Linked DNA regions of Homo sapiens: region 2 is linked to region 1. The links are chromatin contacts, found by Hi-C or POLR2A ChIA-PET in ENCODE. All regions are on one chromosome and are shown on one strand. The core of a region is the stretch at or near the end of the contact, and the rest is flanking DNA. Distances in the headings are between cores, read along the strand shown.

Evidence for each region. Hi-C counts contacts between places; a loop is a spot of excess contacts on that map. ChIA-PET counts read pairs that join two places held with the same protein, here RNA polymerase II (POLR2A). Pooled maps may share reads with other maps.
Region 2: a map with no recorded cell type shows a loop between it and region 1 (4-fold over the local background). The contact joins two enhancer-like sites. A Hi-C loop is called at or near these places in 1 of 168 maps with a recorded cell type or tissue (HepG2), 6 of 37 single-sample maps with no recorded cell type and 7 of 50 pooled maps. POLR2A ChIA-PET finds 5 or more read pairs at or near these places in 5 of 52 experiments (B cell, GM12878, HepG2 and 2 more).

Annotation. Positions count from the first base shown.
Region 1 is chr11:73,071,106-73,075,279 of GRCh38, reverse strand. The region is part of intron 3 of FCHSD2 (FCH and double SH3 domains 2); the gene reads left to right. Among named protein-coding and RNA genes, the nearest start is that of FCHSD2, 69 kb to the left of the region's middle. Within about 2 kb of position 2,224, at least 8 of the 41 ENCODE cell types and tissues checked have a DNase peak (open chromatin) inside an H3K27ac peak, as active enhancers do; they include B cell and OCI-LY7, where a contact is called at or near this core.
Region 2 is chr11:73,175,487-73,179,660 of GRCh38, reverse strand. The region is part of intron 1 of IUR1 (imatinib upregulated ABL suppressing lncRNA 1); the gene reads left to right. Among named protein-coding and RNA genes, the nearest start is that of IUR1, 5.3 kb to the left of the region's middle. RefSeq lists an enhancer at 1,561-1,610. Within about 2 kb of position 2,065, at least 24 of the 41 ENCODE cell types and tissues checked have a DNase peak (open chromatin) inside an H3K27ac peak, as active enhancers do; they include B cell and OCI-LY7, where a contact is called at or near this core.

The DNA of each region.
Region 1 (4,174 bases), core at 975-3,474:
ATAGGTTATGTGTTGTTCAGCTTTAGGAAATATCATGAAATGGTTTTCTCAGGTGATTATTGCAATTTACAATCCTGTGAGCAGTGAATGAGAGTTGTTATTGCTTTAAATCCTCACCTATACTTGGTTTTGTCTGTGGTTTTCATTTTAGCCTTTCTGGTGAATATATGATGGTAAAGAATTGTGGGTTTGATTTGCACTTTCCTGATGATTAATGAATTAGAGGAACTTTTCATATCTTGATTGGGCATCTAAATATTTTGTGTTATTAAGTGCCTGTTAAAGTCTCTTGTTGGCTTTTCTCTTATTGATTTATGGTCTTTCTTTCCCTGCCTCCCTCCCTCCCCACTGTCTGTCCGTCCATCCTTGGGACAGGGTCTCACTCTGTCGCCTAGGCTGGAGTGCAGTGGCGTGATCCTAGTTCACTACAGCCTCGAACTCCTGAGCTCAAGTGATCCTCCTACCTCAGCCTCCCAAAGTGCTGGGATTACAGGCATGAGCCACTGTGCCTGGCCAGTTTTACTATCTCTTTATACGTTCCAAATTTGACTCCTTTGTCAGATGTATGTATTACAGATATCTCTGTAATCTCATGTGGAAATGTTTTGTTTGATAGCTTTTTATCTGTTAATGGTTTCTTTTGATGAAAACAAGTTTTTAATTTTAAGGAAATATATTTTTTTTCTTTTATATTCAGTGCTCTCTTTATGTCCTACTTAAGGGTATATTGCTATCCTAAAGTCCACCTTGAGGTGTGTTATGCAATGTTCTGGAATTTTTATTGTTTAATATTTCACATTTAGTTCTATGGTCTTTCTGAAGTAAATTTTCGTATGTGATATTGTATTGGGGTGAGGATTTCATTTTCTATGTGGATATTCAGTTGAAGCATATTTTATGCTTGCACATATGCTTGCACATATTTTATACTTGCACACATAAGTCCTTGCACATACAGAGTTTTATTCTATGATATTATGTAGTCTTGCAAGCATATTTTGTGCTTCCTCAACTGAAAATCCATATAGAAAAGTTTATTTTTCTATATGGATTGAAAAGTTTATTCCCCCTGACTGCACTCCAGCACTGTATTGAAGTGATATTTTGTGGCACATTAGTTAACTGTGTATGTAAGTCTGTTTCTGGACTTTTTATTCTAGTCAACTGACCTATCTTTGAAATATTTTTTTCCCGATATCACACTGTTTTAAGTACTTTGTCTTTATAACAATAAATCTTGATATCTGTTCGTTTAAGATCTTATACTATTATTGCCCTTTATATTTTCTTATAAATTTTAGAATCAGTTTGTTAATTTCTCCCATATGCTGCCTGATATTTTGATTGGACTTGGTTTGAATCTTTAAGTCAATTTAGGGGGAACTGATATCTTAACAAGTCTTCTAGGTACTGTGATTACAGCAATGCTCAAAAAAGAAAAAAAAATCCTTGCACATGTACAGTTTTTATTATTTGATTTTATGTGGTCTTCCAGTTAAATATATTAACTTCTTTCTCTTCAAAGCCACTTATATGGCATTATGGCCAACTGGAAAAGAATGACTTTTATAGAAAAAGAATAATTTTATAGAATTATTACGAGGAATGTATATTGTTATCCTCTGTGCAAAGGATTGATTGACTAAAAAGATTGAGCGTTTGTGAGGTTTACAGAGCATACAGGTGAGCCATCCTAAAAGAAAAATATTGTGAAGGAAATTAATTCAAGTGGGATTGATCGTATGACAGCAATTTGGAAAATTTTATCTCAAGCACATGCAAAGTAAACTTGTATTACCTCTTTAGGGCGATGTTAGAAGAAAGAAAGAAAATAATATTGCAAAACCTTGCTTATATAATTGGAGGAATTCAAGCAGTGAACTTTTTCAAGTTGCTTGGTAGTTTCAGTTTCCTACAAGAGTATTAATGTTTTATTTTTAAGTATGGTTTGTGAAGTTCACTTTGTAATTCTCCAGAAGTAACAGATGTATTGCATATCTGTTTCTACAAATGACAAATGTATCTGTGAAAACAGAAGTCATGTAAGAATAACTGAGCAACATTAAATATTAGGGAACAATCAAGTCTAGCTTCTGACTGCAATTAGCTAACCACTGAGGTGTTGGTAAAATCATTTGCAGTACTCAAACTGAAATTGCTACAGGCAAGTGCTGTGTATTAAAGTACTTCCTGTAGTCTTTGGCAGAATGCTGCTAGTGAAGGAAGGATACAGAAGGTTACTGTGGCTGGAGAGAAGGAGCAGGAAAACATTGTGGACTTTAAGGGCGGCTCCTTGCTTAAAGACAAACACAGAGTAAACACAGACATGTTGGCAAATACCCTGTGGTATTTATACTGTTGCACCTAAAATTTTTTGCTATTTTTACTCTTTTAAGAAATAAAATTATGAAGACTTGGGCATACTATACAAGAAGTTAGTGTTATGTGCATGTGGTGGGGGTTCTTTTTTGGTGAATTTCATCTGCATAGAAACTTAAAAATGTAGCTTAATTTAGCGGTGTGTGGTTACTTTTCTGTCTAATGCTATTAGAGATTAATGGTGAATATATTTGGAGCTTTTCTTTCTGCCAATCTTGTCCTATAGAACAAATAAGGAGACAGGATAACTATCACAATAGGACGTCCACCAGGGCAAAATTGAGTATTATTTTCTGTGTCCTGTTTTGTAAATTACTTTTTAAAATCTTACTGTTTATTTTTATTTCATTTTTCCTTATCTTATAACAGTGTTTAGAAATTCATATAGAAGGAAGAGCAGATGGAGTCCTCTCCTGAAATAGTTGGTACAGTTTGATTTTTAAGTTTTTAAAAACTTCATTAAAGGAAGTTTTAAAAAACTTCATTAAAAATTTAATTAAGTTTTTAAACTTCATTAAAGAAATGGTGGCTATAATTAAATGTTAGTACTCTTGGGGACATAGATTTGCTAGTAAGTTTCACTTTTTCATGGCTATTCGGTAGCACATCTCGTAAAGGTGTTGAGAGGAAATCATTGTTGATGCTGATCCCCATTATTTTCCTCCCCAAACCTTCTGTTTCTATTAATTAATTTAGTGGTTAGGCCAGGATAAAACAGAGTGGAGAGAGGGGAGAATTCATACTAGATCTGTGATTTTGAACCTTTTGTGTGTGAACATGCCCGTTTTTATTTTGGCTCCTTTTATACAGGACATAGTGGTCTGCGTATGTCTTCACTCATTTGTTGTTTACCTGGTCCCACTGGTTGAGTTTGAGTCCCCTGCCCTGACCGCTGATCAAAAAATAAGATTTTTTATAGGCACCTCTGTCTTAACCTCTCTATATCAGTTTATGCTGTGGACTCTTTCTCTGTATTTTGGGTTAAAGAACATATATTAAGATCATGTGTCAGGCACTGTTCTAAGCACTTTACATAGATTAACTCATTTATGTTTTCCCTATAACCTTTGAGGGATACAGTAGTTACTGTTATTCCCATTTTATAATTGTGGACACCAAGACAAGAAACCTGTGTTTCACTCTGTCCATTTCCCTCCCTTCAAATAATCTACTACTGGACACTTTTTTTTGTCTTTTTGTTGAGATGGAGTCTCATTCTGTCGCCAGGCTGGAGTGCAGTGACATGATCTCGGCTCACTGCAGCCTCTGCCTCTCAGGTTCAAGCGATTCTCCTGCCTCAGCCCCCCGAGTAGTTGGGACTACGGGCACACACCACCATGCCCAGCTAATTTTTTTTTTTTTTTTGTATTTTTAGTAGAAACAGGGTTTCACCATGTTGGCCAGGATGGTCTCAATCTCCTGACCTCGTGATCTGCCCGCCTCGACCTCTCAAGGTGCTGGGATTACAGGCGTGAGCCACTGCGCCCAGTCCTGGACACATTTTAAGAGAGACATTGGCAGTCTGAGGTGCATCCAAAAGATGACCAAAGTTGGTGGTGGGGTTGGAAATCATGCTTTTTGGGAAAATGGTCAAAGAAGCTGCATTATTTTCAACAGCCTCCATTATAGATTTCATGTGTATGCACGTGAATTGAATTTGACTAGTTTTTGTAACTCTGAAGTGCAAAACTAGGAAGAGGGAGTAGAGAGATCAGGATGACAGAAGGTATTAGCTAGTTAGAGCAGCTCCAGAATGGAAGAGACTGTGTCTTCCAAAAGTGTTCTTGTAAAATAA
Region 2 (4,174 bases), core at 816-3,315, 100 kb before region 1:
GCAGGTGGATCATTTGAGGTCAGGAGTTTGAGACCAGCCTGGCCAACATGGTGAAACACCGTCTCTACCAAAAATACAAAAACTAGCTGGGCATGGTGGCATGTGCCTGTAATCCCAGCTACCTGGGAGGCTGAGGAAGGAGAATTGCTTGAGCCCGGGAGGTGGAGATTGCGGTGAGCCGAGATCATGCCACTGCACTTCAGTCTGGGTGACTGGGTGAGGTCCTGTCTCAAAAAAAAAACAATCAGAGGGAAACATGAAAAAGCAATCACCTGCTGGGTATACAACAGAGCTTCTCTGGGTTCAGGAAATGTAGAAAGAAGCCTGAAGTTGGGGGGTAGGCAGCCCAGGTGGGGCCAAAATCTGGAGCCCTCAAGCTTCCCCCTAGAAGGAAATATGCCAGGGGGATTGGCAATGGGGAGGAGCCCCTTTACCTGGCCTCAACCCATGCCAGCAAGGTGCAAATAAGTGGCTTTCTATGCATTTTCTCATTTAATCCTCACCACATCCCATGAGTCAGGTACCATTATTATCCCCATCAGTTGAGGAACCTGAGTCTAGAGTTAAATAACTGCTTAAAGATCCTTCTCCAATCTAAGGGCTGGGCCTGGGCTTCTTGGAGGCCAGGGAAGTCATAGGTTTGTGTCCCCTCAGATCAGCCTGTGGGCAGCCCGACCTAGCTCCTGCCCTGGGGGAAGAGGGGAGGCTTTCAGGAATCAGGACCTCCTCTAGGTAACCAGACCCAGAGGGAATGGGGTTGGAGTTTGAGGCAGGGGCTCTGTACCTGCCCAGACATTGAAGGTCAAGAAAGGAGGTAGGTATGGGGCAAGGAAATTCAGACAAGCTGTGTCGGCCACAGGTACCCAGGGTTGTGACTTTTCAGACCTCGTATTCTGGCACTTCTTCTGCTGTCCCCCTCCTCTCCACACCTGTCACCCTCAAGCTTATACACACAAGCTCACTCTTCCATGCCTTCGCATAGTCTGTTCCCTGAGCCTGGAATGCCCACGGCTCACAAGATGAATTACTATCATTCTTCAAGACCCAGTTCCAAGTCCCTGGCTCTGAGCTCCCTTCCCCACCCTACTTTTTTCTATTAGATTACAATTGATTCCTTGAGGGTCCCCAGGCCTGCATAGGACCTGGCCTAGAAGACAGTGAGAGTTACATTGATGGCAATGCCTCTTTTTCTTGACCCTGTGGTACTCAGCGACCCTCCTCGGCCCCGGGCTTTCTGCTGTCACAGCCTCCACATCCTGAGTGGTCACTCTCTGTGGGTCTTCTCCCCTCACATCTGGGGTCACAATTTCTTCTATGTCCCCAGCGCCTAGCATGGGGTGGCTCAGAGGTCCCACAGAGAGCGAAGGTTTGTGGTTGCATCTCTAGCGGGACTCATGTCACACCGACTGGGCACCAGGTGGCACTGTCAGCCCAAGTAAGGGTTGGGGAGCCCCAGGCCCTAAGCCTCTGGCTCTGGTACAGCTTGGCACACACAGATGGGGCGGAGTTGTCAAAGCCCCAAATTCCAGAGCTGCTTCTCCTCACCCCATCCAGTGCGCTTATGCCTGATTTTAAAGCTTAGGATGTCAGGGATGGATTGAGAGTGGGGAGTCTTCAGTCCCCAAATGCAGACAGGAATAGCAACCTTCACGAGGCCACACAGCTGAACCTAGAGAACCCAGATGAGAGGGGTCCAGGTGGGCAAGCGGCCAGCTAAGCACCAGTCATTTCCTCCAGACTCTGCCACAAAGGACTGTGTAATGGGACAGCCCCTTCCCTTCTCCGAGTCTGCATCCTTCTGCCTCATGTTGGTAGCGAGAGCTGAGAAAATGGCCAGAGTGCCGGGTTCTGGTCCTGATTCTGGTTCTCGTGTGCTGCTGTGGCCTGTGCCTACTTCCCTGAGCCTAAGGGATCCTGACTGTTAAATGGGGGCTGGACCCAAGAGCTCTGAGCTGCCAGGACTCCAGGATCCTCACTGGGTAGGAGAGGCCTGTGTGTGGGGCCAGTCAGCATCTTGGCCAAGGACAGGCTGCTCTGGGAGCTGCCAGACGGGAAACATTTTCCGGGAGCCGGAAGGGCTGGCAGAGCCCAGGGCCAGGCTGAGCAACCACAATGGATCCTTGTGTAGAGGTTTAGCTTGGACACACCCACAGGCCCAGCCCCTGGGCTGGGGTGGACCCTGCTTTCTGATCTGCTTCCAGACCCAGCTCCTGAACAACCCAACCTAGGTCTAGAGGCAGGAGCATAGGATGGGCTCATGGTCCAGCTCCAGAGTGATGCTCACAGGCTTGGTGCCAGTGTCTGAATCTCCAGCATCAGCCTTTCTGGAATACTGTTGCCTAAATAACCTTACACAAAACTCAACACCCAGCTCTCCAACCAGAAAGGAGTTCCAAGAGGGCAGGGAGCAAGTCTTCTCCTCAAGCCAACTCAGGGAGCTCGGGACAGACAGTTGGACCAGCCTGGTTTGCTGAAGATCCCTGGCTAGGTGATCCATCTGGGACACCTGGGCTCTAGTCCTGGCAGAGCCTTAGTTTCCTCTTCTGCTCATGGGAGGGAAGGAAGATTGTAATACTTGTTTAAGGGGACACAGACACTGGGGCGGGGGGGCTTCAAAAATATCTACACAACCATCCCCCACACCACCCTGCCTCAGGAAGGACTCCACCCAAACCAATCCAGGTAGACTTGACTCATCCTCCCCTCTTCCTGCTCCTCCTGTAGTCCTGCCTGAGGCTCTGTGCTGCCTCTGAAGCAGCCCTTGGGAAGCCCTTCCAGACACCATGTGGGCTGCACCAGTTTCCCCTTCTCTGGCTCCATGGGCTTGTATTCATTGCTCCTCAGGGAATGGGGTCCTGCTGGCCTAATGCTCACAGTCATCTCAGAAGCTGCTGCTGGAGTCTGTGATTTCACCCGGCTCCCGGGGGGATGCTGCATCAATCACCTCTGTGAGGTCCAGCAAACTGTCCTAAGCATGGAAGGAGATGATGCACATGAAGGCTCTGCACATAAACTCTACCGCACCATGTAAAGCCACTGTACTAGGATGAAGAGCTAATATTTACAAGATGGAATTTAAAAGAGAAATGCAAGACTTTGCACTTGGATGGAACAAAAAAAAAAAGGTTGAGGTCTTAGATGAAAGGAATGCAGTGGGACGTGGCCAGCACAAAGGTAGATTTGATGTCTGGCTGCATTAGCAGAGGCAGAAAGCCTCTGGACTCATCCAAGCCTGCTCTCACACCCTCATGCCTGTCTCCAGAAGCAGCCCCTTCAGCTCTGAGACTGCCTTTTGCACACTGAGCTAAGACCAGCCTCTCGTGACATCCCCATAGTCTCCCTTGAGGCACAAAGGGAGCTGCCCCATGGCCTTGAGATTGCCCTATTCAACTGAGAGGAGAGTGGCTCTGCTTCTTCTCTGCTCTGGGTCTGACACCACCTGGGCAGGGCCTACAGCTCTGAAGCCATGCCTAAGAAAGGGGAACAAAGGTCCACAGAAGAGCCAGTTGGGAAGTCGTGGATTCCTCCACTGGTGGGGCTGACCAGCAGCCTGGGACACCCCTCATGTTAGGGCTGTGAGAGTCTACAAATTTCTAAATTGATCTGAGAATCTGAGGTTCTGAGGCCTGAAACCACTTGGAGGTGAGAAACTCAGCAAGCCAGGAGCCATGCTTTTTGTCCATCAGCTGTTTATTTTGTGTGGCTTTATTGCTGAGTGTGGATCAATAGACTTAAAAAAGGAAGAAAGAGAGAGAGAGAAAAAAAGAAAGAAAGAAAGAGAGAAAGAGAAAAAAAGAAACTTTCAGTGGGAGGCAGGGCTCCGCTGTCCAAGGTCACTTCGGTTTATTTTTGTCACTGGGACAACTGGGAGATTGGGAGCAAGGGCAGTGCCTGGAATTTACTCCTGGTTTCCTCCTCCCTACCATGTCCTTGCATTGTCAGCCCTGGGTCCTAAACCCAACCCAGCCTGGGTAAGAACAAGAGTGCAGGCTGTAGAAGTGGGCAGACCTGGGCCAAAGTTCCTGCATTGCCATCTACCATCTGTGCGGCCTTCGGCAAACTGCTTCGCACTTCTGAATCTTTTTCTCTGATTTGTTAAACATGAGCAAAAACATCTGCCTCCAAGGCTGCTGTGGGGATTAGAAGGAAGATGTGTCACATCAGGGCCCTGGTG